Regions from separate parts of the Homo sapiens genome. Here region 1 is linked to region 2. A link is an interaction called in ENCODE POLR2A ChIA-PET data of the cell type or tissue named here. Cell type or tissue: B cell. All regions are shown on one strand. Links, peaks and the distances in the headings refer to the core of each region. The heading gives the core; the rest is flanking DNA.

Region 1 (7,385 bases), core at 1,814-4,313, 100 kb before region 2:
CTGAGGCAGGAGAATCGCTTGAACCCAGGAGGTGGAGGTTGTGGTGAGATCGTGCCGTTACACTCCAGCCTGGGCAACAAGAGTGAAACTCCGTCTCAAAAAACAAAACAAAACAAAACAAAACAAAAAAACCAAAAATTAGCCAGGTGTGGTAGTGCATGCTTATAATCCCAGCTACTCAGGAGGCTGGGGCAGAGAATCACTTGAACCCAGGAGGCGGAGGTTGCAGTGGGCTGAGATAGTGCCATTGCATTCCAGCCTGGGCGACACGAGTGAAACTTCATCTGAAAAACAATAACAAAAACCAACACAAACTATTGGCAGTGTTGTTATTAACAGCAATGGCATGAAGTGCTTCTAGCCTGATGGAGGACACTACATATGGCCAGGAGCCCCTGGACCAGCTTTTCAGGGTTCTGTGTCACAGTCCCACCCCCACACTTTTCCCTGTACCATGGCTACTGCCAGCAGCACCAGCAAATCAGGTGAACCAAACACACCCTGGAGCCCAGATATGGGCTGAGACACCCCATTCTATATACCCCTCTTGAAGCCCCTGCTCCCATCTCTTGACAACCCTCCTTCTTCTCAAGATGCCCCTAAAATGCCAATGTGACCCAACTAGAAACCCTAAATGCAACCTCTTTCACAGTCCTGCCTCTTCTGCTGAACTTTTGCCCACGTTTTCCTCTTTCCATCCCAGTTCCCTTCTGGCCACCAGATCCCTGGCCCAGGTCTCTCACACCCTGCCTGGCTTCTTCTCCCACCTGGGCCCTGGCCTCAGCCCACACCTTGACAGAAGGAAGTTGGGAGCGACACCGTCCCCCGCCCCACCAGAGCAGTTGCCCAGCAACAGCTCTGCTCCACAAGAGCATCAGCCCACACACCCCAAGCCGCCAACGCAGCTCAGCGGCGGGAGAATCTCGCGGGGAGGGAGAGATGAAGTCTCGGGGCCTCCGAGGTGCAGAAATGGGGTCCCAGGCAGAATGCTCGGAGCAGGTCAATCCATGGGAGAACAAGCGTATGATCATCAAAGGACACAGGTGACAAGGTGGGCAGGGAGAAGAGGCCCAGCCTGTCTACGTCTCCACATGTGGCTGCCCCTTGAGCCTGTTTCCTCATCTCTACCTTGAAGGATGAAACCTACCACATCCAGTGCTCAGCTTTGGGTCGGACTCGGGTACATACACTGTTGTCTTTGCCTAGACAATGCTCACAGGGCCTGGCTCACGCCGGGAGGGCAGCCAGTGCCTCCTGAGTGAATTACATCCCCAACATCTGCCAATTCCAACAAGCCCCAGAGTTGGGAATGACCAGCTGAGCCCATTTTCCAGACTGGGAAACTGAAGCCACAGATGTCAACAGTCACAGTGATTGTCTCCCAGCCTGAGCTGCAGAAGCAAAAGTGAAACCCACAGGTTTCTGCAAAACTTCCTGCCAACCCCTCAATGCACGCTCACCTGGCTGTCTCCACATCCTCTCCCAGCCCCTCACCTGGTTCCTCGCCCCCACACTGCACCACCAGCACCCTCCCTCCCCGATCCTGCTGTATCACTTGCTGCTTCCAAAAGCATTTGGGAAAAACACTTCGTTGCCCTCCCTCCTGTTCTTGGGCGAGGTCTTCTTGAAAACACGGCCAAATGTGAGGCCTCAAAGGAGAACTAAGCATCATCTGTTCACTTCCCAAGCATCTATGCAGGGCCGACTGTTTGTTCAACTCTTCCTGGAGGAGATCCAGGACCTCGAGAAGTTGCCATTTGAGAACGATCCTCTCTTGGTACCCAGGACACAACAGAGAGAATGTGGCAGAAAGCAGGGGCCTGAAGCCAGCCTCCTGCACCTCATCCCTCTGGCACCCATATTCCCCCTCCAATGCTCCCCACGATCTTGGAGGTAAGTTTAAGCCCTGGACTCAGCATTCAAGGTCTTTCGGTAGCTGGTCCCACCGCCCAGACTTTGCCCCAGTCCAGCACCAATGAGAAACCCAAGCACAGAGAGGTTAAGGAGCTACTTGAGGTCACACAGCCTGGTAGTGGCTGAGTCGAAATTTGAACCCAGGTCTGGTAGAATCCACAGCCCTCACTTATCCTCTCTGCTTTTCAAAAGGGGAAACTGAGACTCCAAGAGCGGTGAGGCTTTGGCGGGGGTTAACCCCAACTATCTGGACTCCTGACACCCCACCCAAATGCCAGCCTCGTGCAGTAAATATTTGCTTCTGAGCCAACATTTCTGCTGAATGGACCCCCAGCGGCAGATCAGCCTCAGTTTTTCCAAGAAGTTCCTCCCTGGTTCTGCCCAGCCCTGGACACCCGGGTTCAAATCCTAGCTCAATCTCAACTCACTCCTGTCTGTCACCACCCCAGCTGCGACGCTGGCGGACAGACACCCCAGTCCAGGGAACGAGGGGCGAAAGGAGGGTGCCAGGGACCCCAGGGGACACCTCGATCCACAGGCGTCCTCCCCCCTTCCCACTGCTGCCACAGACAGACGCTCGCCGTGGTCCGCGCCACGCGGCCAGGACACACTTCTGGCAACTCCTGTTTGCTCGGCTGGCCGCCGAGCCTTCGCCGGCGCCGTGCCCCCTACCTCTTGGAGCGCTGCAGCAGCGCGCCTTTTGCCAGGCGGCTCCGATGGCCGGGAGCCGCCACCGCCGTCCAGTAGCTGGGGTCGGACATGCTGCTTCCCTTTGTGCCGCCGCAGCCGCCCGAGGCCGGGAAGGGAGGCCTCGGCGGTGGGATCGGCCCCAGGAGCCCCGCGGAGCCGGACAGGGAGGGGGGCGCACGGGGCTGCGGGGATGGGGGGGCGGCGAGAAGGAAGCGCGCGCCCCCGAGCGCGACTGGAACTCCGCCCAGGCGAGTGCGGGGGCGGGGCCGTTGGGGGCGGGGCCTGTCGGGAGGCGGAGCGAGCGACGCGGAAGCGAGGCCGGCGGACCCGCGTGCCGGCGAGTGGGCGGGGCGCTGCCATGGCCGCGGGCGGAGAGGCGGAGCGTTGCTAGGGCCGCGGGCGGCTGAGGCCGGGCGTTGCTACGACCGCGGGCGGCGGGGGCGGGGCGTTGGCAGCACCTTAACCTCGAGCTAGGGGCAGGCATTTTGGCTCCTTTCTGCTAAAATGTAAATCTAATCGCTCCCTCCATCTTTTTCCTCTCTCCCAGAGCACTGACCCCTTCTCAGTGCGGCACCCAAGACCCACCCCAGCGTCCTGGCCGGCTCATGCTACCACGCCCACCCTGGCCCCACTGCTTGGAATCTAGCCTGGCAAAACTGCGTCCTCTCCTCTGAAAAACCCGCTTTCCTGTCTGTCCGGCTATGTCTTCCCCAGGCTGGGGGCTCCTTAGGGTCCCAGCAGCTCCCAGCACCGGACTGGCATAGAGGGTGTGTTTGGCAAATTGAGTCGGGGCGTCTGACATGCTCTGTCTGTGTGTGGCGGGAAAGGCCATCAGCCCTGCCTCAGTTAGGAAGCAGCCACCTGATTGAACTCCAGCCTCAGTCTCCTCAACTGTGAAATTGGAGGAAAACTGAACTGACATGAGAATTACACAAATCAGATGTAAGGGGGCGCTTCCAAGGGCACCTGGTATATGTTCCATATCTATATATAATTTATCTCTATAAACGATAGCATCAGGCTAACTTCCAGGCCTCTGTTTCCCCATGCGTAACATCCCCCATACTGAAAACAGAATAAAATCTGAGACACAGAGCCTGGAACAGGGCTGAGGGTACAATATGTGTTCACTATGGAAGCAGAAGTGTCTCCCACCGTAAGGACTGAATTAATGCTTCCTCCTGTCATGACAGCCCAGGCAAGTCAGGGGCAGTGTCATCATGAGGGATGCCCCTTCCTGGGCCACAGGACACTTTGGGACCCAGTCCAGGCCCAATGCTGGGGCCCAGGCTTCATAGCTAAAGAGACAAATTTTTTTTTTTTGAGACAGAGTTTCGCTCTCGTTGCCCAGGCTGGAATGCAATGGCGCAGTCTCAGCTTACTGCAGCCTCCGCCTCCTGGGTTCAAACGATTCTCCTGTCTCAGCCTCCCGAGAAGCTGGGATTACAGGTGTTGCACCACCACGCCCAGCTAATTTTTTTGTATTTTTAGTAGAGACGGAGTTTCACCATGTTGGCCAGGCTCGTCTCAAACTCCTGACCTCAGGTGATCCTCCCGCCTTGGCCTCCCAAAGTGCCGGGATTACAGGCGTGAGCCACCTTGCCCAGCCAACAGGAAACAATTCAATGAGCAAGATAATTTCGGCTGGGCGTGGTGGCTCACGCCTGTAATCCCAGCACTTTGGGAGGCCGAAGCGGGCGGATCACCTGAGGTCAGGAGTTTGAGACCAGCCTGGCCAACAAGGTGAAACCCAGTCTCTACTAAAAAAAATACAAAATTAGCTGGGCGTGGTGGCACGTCCCTATAATCCCAACTACTTGGGAGGCTGAGGCAGGAGAATCGCTTGAACCCAGGAGGCGGAGGTTGCAGTGAGCTGAGATAGCACCATTGCACTCCATCCTGGGCAACAAGAGCGAAACTCTGTCTCAAAAAAATAAAAAAAAATAAAAAATAAAAGAAATAAAAGTACAAAAGAAATAGCTGGGCATGGTGGTGCATGCCTGTATTCCCAGCTGCTCTGGAGGCTGAGGTGGTAGAATCACTTGTACCCGGGAGGTGGAGGTTGCAGTGGGCCGAGATCACACCAATGCACTCCAGCCTGGGTGATAGAGCGAGACTCCGTCTCAAAAAAAAAAAAAAAAAAAAAGATAATTTCAAATACCAAGGCTGAGAAGGGAAGAGAAAGGAGAGAACACTGCAAGGGGCGACTTTAGCCAGGAGGCCTCTCAGAGGAGGTAATGCTGCAGCCAGCCAGAAATGGAGGAGGAAGGAGCTGGCTATGCAGAAAGCGTGTCCCAGGCAAAGGGCACAACTCTCTGAGGCAGCACTGAGGGCAAAATGCCAGCGGGGCTGACCACATAAGCCTTGTGGGCTGCAGGGAGGAGTGCAATTGTATTGTAGGAGCAATGGGGAGCCATGGAGGGTGCTTGAGCAGAGAAAGGGTATGATGTGGACTACGTTTGTAAACCCCCTTGTGTCTGCTATGGGGAGCAGACTGCTGGGGGACAGGAATGAAGGTAGCAGGAGGCCAGTAAGGGTCTGGGACGGTGTCTGGGAGGGGAATATTGAAGCTGTGGAGAAAAGTGGGTGGATTTGGGACTTGTTTTGAGACCAGGGGAGATGGTGGTTTTGAGACCACCAGAGATGGTGATGAGTATGGGAGTGGTCACCTATGACCCCCAGGTATGCAGCCCAAGCCTCATGCGGGGTGCAGATTCTCTTGAGTCTGGGGACCCAAGTGGGGATGGGGCCACAGTCTCCACTTGCTGTCACTACGTGCTGAGCCACCCCATATGCACGGGGACACACCTTTGCACACACTCGGTAAAGGCGCTGCCCCCTCGTCCCCAGCCACAGCTACACCCAGTAACACCTACACACCCCCTATTACATACACCCACTGCCCTGACATCTGTAGCAGGGAGAGAACCTTCTCCCATGCTCATTTGTCCTCAGTTTCCCCCTCTGCAAAACAGGGCTGCAGCTGACAATCCAGAGGGCCTGCTGCCACGGTGAAGGCCTTCCATGAAAGGCTGGCTGAGCCACTGATCTCTGGTGTCGGCCCACTGCTCCCCAGATCATGCCCTTCCCCCTGCTCACAAACCCTCCATGGCTCCCTATTGCTCTCACAGCAAAACAAAACTGCATTCCTGGGTGAATCCCTCTCCCAGGGGTCATATCCTAGCCCTGTCCCTGACAAACTCTGTGACATTGGCATTTGACTCTCCCTGCATGTGCTGTGACTGTAAATGCCAAAGTCTCAGGTAGATATACAGACACCCCCGTTCAACGGTCCCTTTTTAGTGGGACTACCCCAGCGCTTCCCACCTGCCCATATATCTGTGCCGCTCCCAGCACCACACTCTATGGCTCCTAGTGCCCTAGGTAGAAAATCCACATTCTTCCTGCCCTTGGGATTTGAGGCTCCAGAAGGAAAGTGTCTCTGACGATGCTGTTGCTGCCTGGAACAGCCACTTTGCCTATGAGCGCCCAACTCATGGCCTTCTTCAACAACACCCCCAACCCCCAATGCTATCACTACCACAAGGACAGCCCTCCCAGATACTGCCCATTCATCTAAGCCACATGCATTAACTGAGCACCTGCTGTATACACCCTGGGCCTGCCCTGAGTCTACGATATGACCAGGACAGACAAGGTCTGGTCTCGGAGAGGCTGTCAAACCTCTGGGTGAGAAAAATAACTGGATAATCACACAAGACAATGTGGAAATTAAATCTCTGGGGTTGGCTGGGTGCCGTGGCTTATGCCTGTAATCCCAACATTTTGGGAGGCTGAGATGGGCAGATCGCTTGAACTCAGGAGTTCGAGACCAGCCTGGCCAACATGGTGAAACCCTGTCTCTACTAAAAATACAAAACTAGCAGGGCGTGGTGGCGCATGTCTGTAATCCCAGCTACTCTCGAGGCTGAGGCAGGAGAATCACTTGAACCCAGGAGGCAAAGGTTGCAGTGAGCCGAGATATCGCACCACTGTACTCCAGCCTGGGTAACAGAGCAAGACTGTCTTAAAAAAAAAAAAAAAGAAAAAGAAAATCCCTGGGGTCTGGATGTGGAAATGGACAGGTATAATGCATATTATACCCCATGTTTGTGGGGCCTGGAAGGAGGGGGTGGTTGGGGAAGGCTTCCTATCTGAGGCTGAGGCCTTGATGAGGATGTGACGGAAGAAGAAAGGAGGGAACAGAGCTCTGGGCAGTGGGGACAGCAAGTGCAAAGGCCCTGAGGCTGGACCAGCCTGCATTCTGGAGGATCAGCCATGTGGCTGGAGCCAAGTGAGCGACGGGGAGATGGATAGGATGGAAGCAGGGAAGTTGCAAGGCCAGGCACAATGGCTCATGCCAGTAATTCCAGTACCGTGGGAGGCCAAGGCGGGTGGATCACCTGAGGTCAGGAGTTCAAGACCAGCCTGGTCAACATGGTGAAACCCTGTCTCTACTAAAAATATAAAGATCAGGCCAGGCGCAGTGGCTCACGCTTGTAATTCCAGCATTGTGGGAGGCCATGGCGGGTGGATCACCTGAAGTCAGGAGTTTGAGACCAGCCTGGCCAACATGGTGAAACCCCATCTCTACTAAAAATACAAAAAATTAGCCAGGAGTGGTGGCAGATGCCTGTAATCCCAGCTACTCACGAGGCTGAGGCAGGAAAATCATTTGAATCCAGGAGGCGGAGGTTGCAGTGAGCCAAGATCGTGCCACTTCACTGCAGCCTGTGCAACAAGAGGAAAACTCCGTCTCAAACAAACAAAAAAAACCACCC
Region 2 (7,385 bases), core at 2,276-4,775:
AGAGACAGAGACAGTAAGCAAGACAGATATTGAGAGAGAGACAGAGATGGGAAAGAAAAGATGGTGAGAGTCAGAATGAAACAGACAGAGACACTGAGAGATAGAGACCTAGCATTTGACTCTGCATGGGGGACACGTCTGACTCTAGGAGGTCTTGGGAGCAAGTGCAAGGGATGACACCTCCACCCCCATCAGAATCTTCATCTGAGCTGGGCATGGTGGCTCACGCCTGTAATCCCAGCACTTTGGGAGGCCAAGATGGGCAGATCACCTGAGGTCAGAAGTTCAAGACCAGCCTGGGCAACATGGTGAAACCCTGTCTCTACTAAAAATACAAAAATTAGCTGGGCGTGGTGATGGGTGCCTGTAATCCCAGCTAGTCAGGAGGCCAAGGCATGAGAATTGCTTGAACTCGGGTGGCAGAGTTTGCAGTGAGCCGAGATCGAGGCTTTCCACTCCAGCTTGGACAATGCTGTCTCAAAAAAAAAAAGAAAAGAAAAAAAAAAGAAAAAGGCCGGGCGTGGTGGCTCATGCCTGTAATCTCAGCACTTTGGGAGGCCGAGGTGGGCAGATCACGAGGTCAGGAGATCGAGACCATCCTGGCGAACACTGTGAAACCCCGTCTCTACTAAAAATACAAAAAAAAAATTAGCCAGGCGTAGTGGTGGGCGCCCGTAGTCCCAGCTACTTGGGAGGCTGAGGCAGGAGAATGGCATGAACCCGGGGGGCGGAGCTTGCAGTGAGCAGAGATCAACCCACTGCACTCCAGCCTGGGCAACAGAGTGAGACTCTGTCTCAAAAAAAAAAAAAAAAAGAGGAGTCTTCATCCACATCAAAGTAGGCAGAGCAGTGGTCCCCCAGTCACTTAGTCAACCACCCTCATGCCTGCTGCATGCTGGGGCGGGGGTCAGAGCCTGGATCTGGCCCTGCCCACAGAGGGTCAGACAAACAAATGAACATCTAAGTAGTAATTTCAGAGCGTGATGAGGGCTAGGAAGACTACAGAACAGAGAGATAGGAGAGGGAGTGATGGAGGGGGTGGCAACTTTGGCCAGGAGGTTGGAGTGGCTCTGAAAAAGTGAGGCCAGGGGGTAAAGAGAAACCACCAATGGGGGAAGAGCCTTTTCGCAGGGGGAATAGTATATGAGAAGTCCCCAAGGTAAAAATCAGCTTGGAGGGCCGGGCGCGGTGGCTCAAACCTGTAATCCCAGCACTTTGGGAGGCCGAGGCAGGTGGATCATTTGAGGTCAGGTGTTCAAGACCAGCCTGGCCAGTATGGTGAAACCCTGTCTTTATTAAAAATACAAAAATTAGCTGAGCATGGTGGTGGGCACCTGTAGTCGCAGCTACTTGGGAGGCTGAGGCAGAATCACTTGAACCTGGGAGGCGGAGATTGCAGTGAGCCGAGATCGAGCCACTGCACTCCAGCCTGGGCAACAGAGTGAGGCTCTGTCTAAAAGATAAAAATAATAAAAATAAAAATCAGCTTGGAGTGTTTGAGTAGCAGACGGGGAGGGAGGGGGAGCTGGAGGGAGAGGTGGGCAGGGGGTCTTACGGGCCTGGAGAGGGTTGGGGTTTTTGTTATTTCGTTATTTTTTATTTATTTATTTATTTTTGAGACAGAGTGTCACTCTGTCGCCCAGGCTGGAGTGCGGTGGCTCAATCTCCACTTACTCACTGCAAGCTCCGCCTCCCGGGCTCACACCGTTCTCTTGCCTCAGCCTCCGGAGTAGCTGGGACTACAGGTGCCCGCCACCACGCCCGGAGAACTTTTTGTATTTTTAGTGGAGATGGGGTTTCACTGTGTTAGCCAGGATGGTCTTGATCTCCTGACCTCGTGATCCACCCGCCTTGGCCTCCCAAAGTGCTGGGATTACTGTGCCCGGCCTGCTGTTGTTGTTGTTATTATTATTATTATTATTGGAGAAAAATTCTTGCCACGTCACCCAGGCTGGAGTACAGTGGTTTGATCATCGCTCACTGCAGGCTAGACCTCCTGGGCCAAGTGATTCTCCCACCTCAGCCTCCTGAGTAGCTGGGACCATAGGCACATGCCACCAGGCCCAGCTAATGTTTACATTTTTTTTTTTGTAGAGATGGGGTCTCGCTCTGTTGCCCAGGCTGGTCTCAAACTCCTGGCCTTACGTGATCCTCCCACCTCAGCCTCTCAAAGTGCTGGATCACAGGCGTGAGCCACCGCGCCCGGCCTCATTTCATGTTTGATAGAAGTTGACCACCTGCCTTTGGGCTCCCTAGGCCCCTCCCCATGTTCAGGAAGTTTCCTGAATTGGGACTATCTGGGCCAGCTTAATCCTGGTTGTTGATCATCTGAACCGGAAAGTTCTCCTTCTGTCAGGATCAAGTTCCCCATAGTTGCAGACTCAGGAGTCCTGAGGACACGGGGCGTCTTGTCCTCCCACCCCCGCTGGGTGGAATCTTTTTGTCGCACTGTACCCACATCCCTTGCTGGAATAAATACCTTAGACTCTCCTCTGTTTGGGAACATGGATCTGGAAACTGATATGTCTTGCACACCCCGCATGACAAATAACTCATTTCCTACTGAGACTGTCAGTTCGGCTTCTAGTGACTGTGCTGTGGGAATGCTTCCTCTCTGCTGGCCCCAGGGACCTCCCATGTATGGCATGCTCCAAGCTTGATGCCAGGTCAAAGGAGGTCTTGGTAGACCTTAGAACCAGGGGTAGCAGGAAAGGAGGGCTCACCCTCAGGCCAGAGGAAGGACGTGATTGAGGACTGTGGTAGGGTGTGGGGATGGGCTGTCTCCCAGAGTCTCAGATGACAAAACAGGCTCAGACGCAAGGTGACCTGCCTGCAGTCACACAGAGAGCCAAGCCCTACCTAACCCAGATCTCCTCATGTCCAGCCCCTGGGTCCCCCAGTCCTCATCCCTGGCTCCTAGCCCTGACAATGGCCATTCCAGCCTCCAGCCTGCCAGTTAATTTCTGCTGCCTTGGGCAGGCTGGCTGGGACAGCCTGGGCTATCAGACTAGGGTTTCTTTTTGTTTTTGTTTTTGTTTTTTTGAGACAGTCTTGCTCTGTCACCCAGGCTGGAGTGCAGTGGCACGATCTCGGCTCACTGCAATCTCCACCTCCTGGGTTCACACCATTCTCCTGCCTCAGCCTCCCGAGTAGCTGGGACTACAGGCACACGCCACCACGCCCGGCTAATTTTTTTCTATTTGTAGTAGAGACGGGGTTTTACCGTATTAGCCAGGATGGTCTTGGTCTCCTGACCTCGTGATCCACCCACCTCAGCCTCCCAAAGTGCTGGAATTACAGGCTTGAGCCACCGCGCCCGGCCCAGACTAGGGTTTCAATAGGGCCTTGCCCAACCTTGGAGGGGCACGAGGGCTTAGGTGAGACAGGCAGAGCTTCAGCAGGAGCTTGAGGGGCACAGTATCATGTGGCCTGAGGGCGGCATGGACTCTGGAGTCTAAGAGGCAGTGTTTATATATTTTTTTGAGACAGGATCTCACTCTGTCGCCAAGGCTAGAGTGCAGTGGTGCGATCATAGCTCGCTGCAGCCGCGATTTCCCAGGCTCAGGTGATCCTCCTAACCTCATCCCCCTGAGTAGCTAGAACTAGAGGTCCACACTGCCACACCTGGTTAATTTTTTATATATTTTTTTTTTTGTAGAGTCGGGATCTTGCTATGTTGCCCAGGCTGGTCTCAAACTCCTAGGCTCAAGCGATTCTCCTGCTTTGGCCTCCCAAAGTGCTGGGATTTACAGGTGTGAGCCACTGTGCCTGGCCCAAGGGGCAGTTTTGAGTGCTGGCCGTCTCAGTCCTGACTGTGGGACCCAAGTGGAGCATCTCCCTCCCTCCCTTCCTTCCTCTTCCCTTTGTTTCTCTTTCTCTCTCTCTCCCTCCCTCCCTCCCTCCCTTCCTTCCTCTTCCCTTTGTTTCTCTTTCTCTCTCTCTCTCCCTCCCTCCCTCCCCCCTTTCTTTTCTTTTCTCTTTTTTTTTCTCTTCTTTTCTCCTCCCTCCCTCCCTTCTTTCTTATTTCCTTTTTTTTCTTTTCTTTTTTTTTTTTTTTTGAGAAAGGGTCTCACTACTCTGTCACCCAGGCTGGAGTGCAGTGGCATGATCTCAGCTCACTGCAGCCTCTACCTCCCGGGTCCAAGTGATTCTTCTGCCTCAGCCTCCGAAGTAGCCGAGATTACAGGTGCCTGCACCACGTCTCACTGATTTTTGTATTCTTTTTAGAAGAGACAGGATTTCACCATGTTGGCCAGGCTAGTCTCTTTCTCTTGAGCTCACTATCCCCACCTGTAACTCCAGAAGAATAACAGCCCCACGCCACTAGGGCCACCTAACAGCTCCGTGGGTTTTCAAAGTAATCCTTGAACACACGTGTTCTTAGCAGCAAGATTCACTATAGCCAAGCCGTGGAAACAACCCAGATGTCCATCCGCGGATGAATGGCTAAACACAATGTGGTCTACGCACACAATGGAATATTATTCAACCAGAAAAAGGAATGAAGTTCTGACACATAGTACAATGTGGATGAACCCGGAAAACATGCTGAGTGATAAAAGCCAGACACAAAAGGCCGCATGATTCCATTGATATGAAATGTTCACAATAGGCAAATCCAGAGACAGAAAGTGGTTGCTGGAGGTGGGGGAAGGGGAATGGGGATTGATCACTAGTGGGGACAGGGTTTCCTTTGGCAGGGATAGAAATGTTCTGGAAATAGATGGTGGTGATGGTTGCATAACATCGTAAATAGCCAGGTCGGTTGTGATGGTTCACATCTGTAATCCGAGTACTTTGGGAGGCTGAGGCGGGAGGACTGCTGGAGCCCAGGAATTTAAGACCCACCTGAGAAACAAAGGGAGATCGTGTCTCTACAAAAAAATAATTAGCTGGGTGTGGTGGTACACACTTGTGGTCCCAACCACTCGAGGAGCTGAGGCAAGTGGATCTCTTGAGCCCAGGATCTCTTGAGGCTGCTGTGATCGGGCCATTGCACTCCAGCCTGGGCAACAGAGTGAGAACATCTCAAAACCAAACAAAAGAAACATTATGAGTATTAAATGCTACATTGTAAAGTGTACTAAATTGAATACTTTCAAGTGGTGAATTTTACAATATGTGAATTTCACCTCAATAAAAACAAATCCAGGGCTAGGCATGGTGGCTCACACCTGTAATCCCAGCACTTTGGGAGGCGGAGGCAGGCAGATCACCTGAGGTCAGGAGTTTGAGACCAGCCTGGCCAACATGGTAAAACCCTGTCTCTACTAAAAAAATAGAAAAATTAGCCAGGCGTGGTGGCACATGCCTGTAATTCCAGCTACTTTCGAGGCTGAAACAGGAGAATCATTTGAACCCGGGAGGCGGAGGTTGCAGTGAGCCAAGACCAAGCCATTGCACTCCAGCCTGGGTGACACAGCGAAACTCTGTCTTAAAAAAAAAAGAAAGAAAGAAAAAAAAAATAAACCCCGTCTCTACTAAAAATTCAAAAATTAGCCGGGTGTGGTGGCAGGCACCTGTAATCCCAGCTACTTGGAGGCTGAGGCAGGAGAATCGCTTGAACCCAGGAGGTGGAGGTTGTAGTGAGCTGAGATCACACCACTACACTCTACACTATGCCTGAGCGACACAGCAAGACTCCTTCTGAAAAACAAAAACAAACAGAAAAAAACCCACAAAAACCAAACCTAGACTCAGATGACAGGATGTTCCCGTACTCAGGCGGCTCCTCCCAGCCCCAGCCCCCTGCTCCCCACTCTCTGAGGATAGAGTTCTCTGCTTGTCCTCCACTGTTCAGCCCCCGCCAGCCTCTGAGACTCCGATAGGCGGTGCAGGTATGGGGCCCAGGGCTCAGCTCCCACCCCAGCTCAGCCTCCTCATATGTCCTTGGACCAACCCCCTCCCAGTCCTGGGCCTCAGTTTCCCCTTCTCAATCATGAGCCCCTTTGCCTTCCTTGGCCAGGAATTTAGTCTCCAAGATAGTGACCAGGGATGGCAGTCCCAGTTCCCTCAGCAGCCAGATCGGGGGCGGAAATAAACCAAGAAGCCCGGATTCTTTCTCCACACGTTTACTTTTAAAAAATAATTGTACAAAACAGAATGAATTCTTAAGGCATATCAGAAATGCTGAGTCCCAGGCCGGGGCCCTGCCCCAGCCAGGGCTGGGACTCTGCAGTTGGGAGCTTGTCCAGCTGCCCCCTCTAATGCTTTTCTCCTCCAGGACACAGGGAGCCTCCGGAAGCACAGTAGTCCCCGTGTGTCACCTTAGGCTGACCTCTGTCCCCAGGGGTGACGTAATGCTGTCACTGTCTTGAATTCTTCATCGTTTAACAGGGAGCCCAGTGTTTTCACTTTGCACATTGGGTATCTGGTCTTGCCTGTCCTACCCTGAACCTGGGTTCCCTGGGCCATGTAACACCCAGGCAGCTCTGATGCCCCTGGGTACTTGGAGGAGCTCCCAGGAAGTCCAAGCCTGCGCCAGGAATCTCTGGCTTTCAAAGTCTTCAAAGGCTGGAGCGGCTGCCCCTGCCACCCACAGACTCCACATAGCTCTGACAACCTGCTTTCCTGAACGCCTCGTTCCTGGGTCCTTTCACCCACCAGACCTCACTGTGTGGCCTCAACTCTGAGGCACCTGCCCTCTGAACCCCCAGTTCTACAATAAACGGGGTGGATTCCAAACGTCACTCAGCTCTGACCTTCTCTGACCTTTATTCCTCATTCGTCTGCCTGCTGAGCTCCTATTCGTACTCCAAAGCCTCAGCTAAAATGCCCTTTCCGCAAGGACGCCTTCTCTGCTTCCTGTCTGGACTCTCACAGTTGCAGGTCTCTTCTTCTGGTTCTGTGATGCTGGAACTGTCTATGTCTGGCTCTGTTTCTCCCAGACTGAAGGCTCCTAGGGGATTCCAGCACCACCAATTGGCTGGGAAGACAGGTTATTAAACAGTCTCTCGGATACTGCACTGGGCATTCAATGCCTCACAAGGACAGCGGTCCAGGTAAGTCAGATTCCAGCCGGGCTCTTCCTCTGTCCCATGTGATATCCGAAAGGCCCCCGCCTCACTCTGAGACTTGGTTCCCCAACTTTGATGCAGTCGGGGAGGTCAGCCCTTGGTCCAGCCACTCCCCACAGTCATGGTGGCTGAAAGCTGGTGTGCAACCTTGTTCCTCGAGGGGTCCCTGTGCCGTTCAGCAAGTCATGCAGCGCGGCCTCATGTCCCCCAAGAGTGGGTTTGGATCCTCCTAAGAGAAATGTTCCCATTAAGCCTCAGAGAACACTGGAAACAGAAATTCAGAAATACCGCTCCCCATCTAGCCATCTCCCAACTCCCGCCCTTGACCAGGGATGAGGCCATCAGGAGGTGGTGTCTAGGGCAGACTGG

What was found. ChIA-PET counts read pairs that join two places held together with the same protein. Peaks named below come from ENCODE experiments on the same cell type or tissue, not always from the same donor. Only the 100,000 strongest peaks of a DNase experiment are listed, where the experiment ranks them.
Region 1: POLR2A ChIA-PET joins it to region 2 with 13 read pairs; 14 of 35 experiments call an interaction of 5 or more read pairs at or near these places.

The regions. Positions count from the first base shown.
Region 1 is chr19:18,113,456-18,120,840 of GRCh38, reverse strand. The region is part of intron 3 of MAST3 (microtubule associated serine/threonine kinase 3); the gene reads right to left. Among named protein-coding and RNA genes, the nearest start is that of MAST3, 19 kb to the right of the region's middle. RefSeq lists enhancers at 2,533-2,582, 2,069-2,940 and a silencer at 2,673-3,132. In B cell, for the core only: no CTCF peak of the experiment used is centred there; a DNase peak (open chromatin) is centred at 2,970; H3K4me3 peaks cover 1,478 bases; H3K27ac peaks cover 1,492 bases.
Region 2 is chr19:18,012,773-18,020,157 of GRCh38, reverse strand. ARRDC2 (arrestin domain containing 2) reads right to left here. Exons shown (of 8, transcript NM_015683.2): 8 at 6,056-7,245. The coding sequence ends at 7,192. Among named protein-coding and RNA genes, the nearest start is that of ARRDC2, 8.3 kb to the right of the region's middle. RefSeq lists an enhancer at 6,395-6,895. In B cell, for the core only: no CTCF peak of the experiment used is centred there; DNase peaks (open chromatin) are centred at 2,517, 2,677, 3,497 and 3,814; H3K27ac peaks cover 2,201 bases.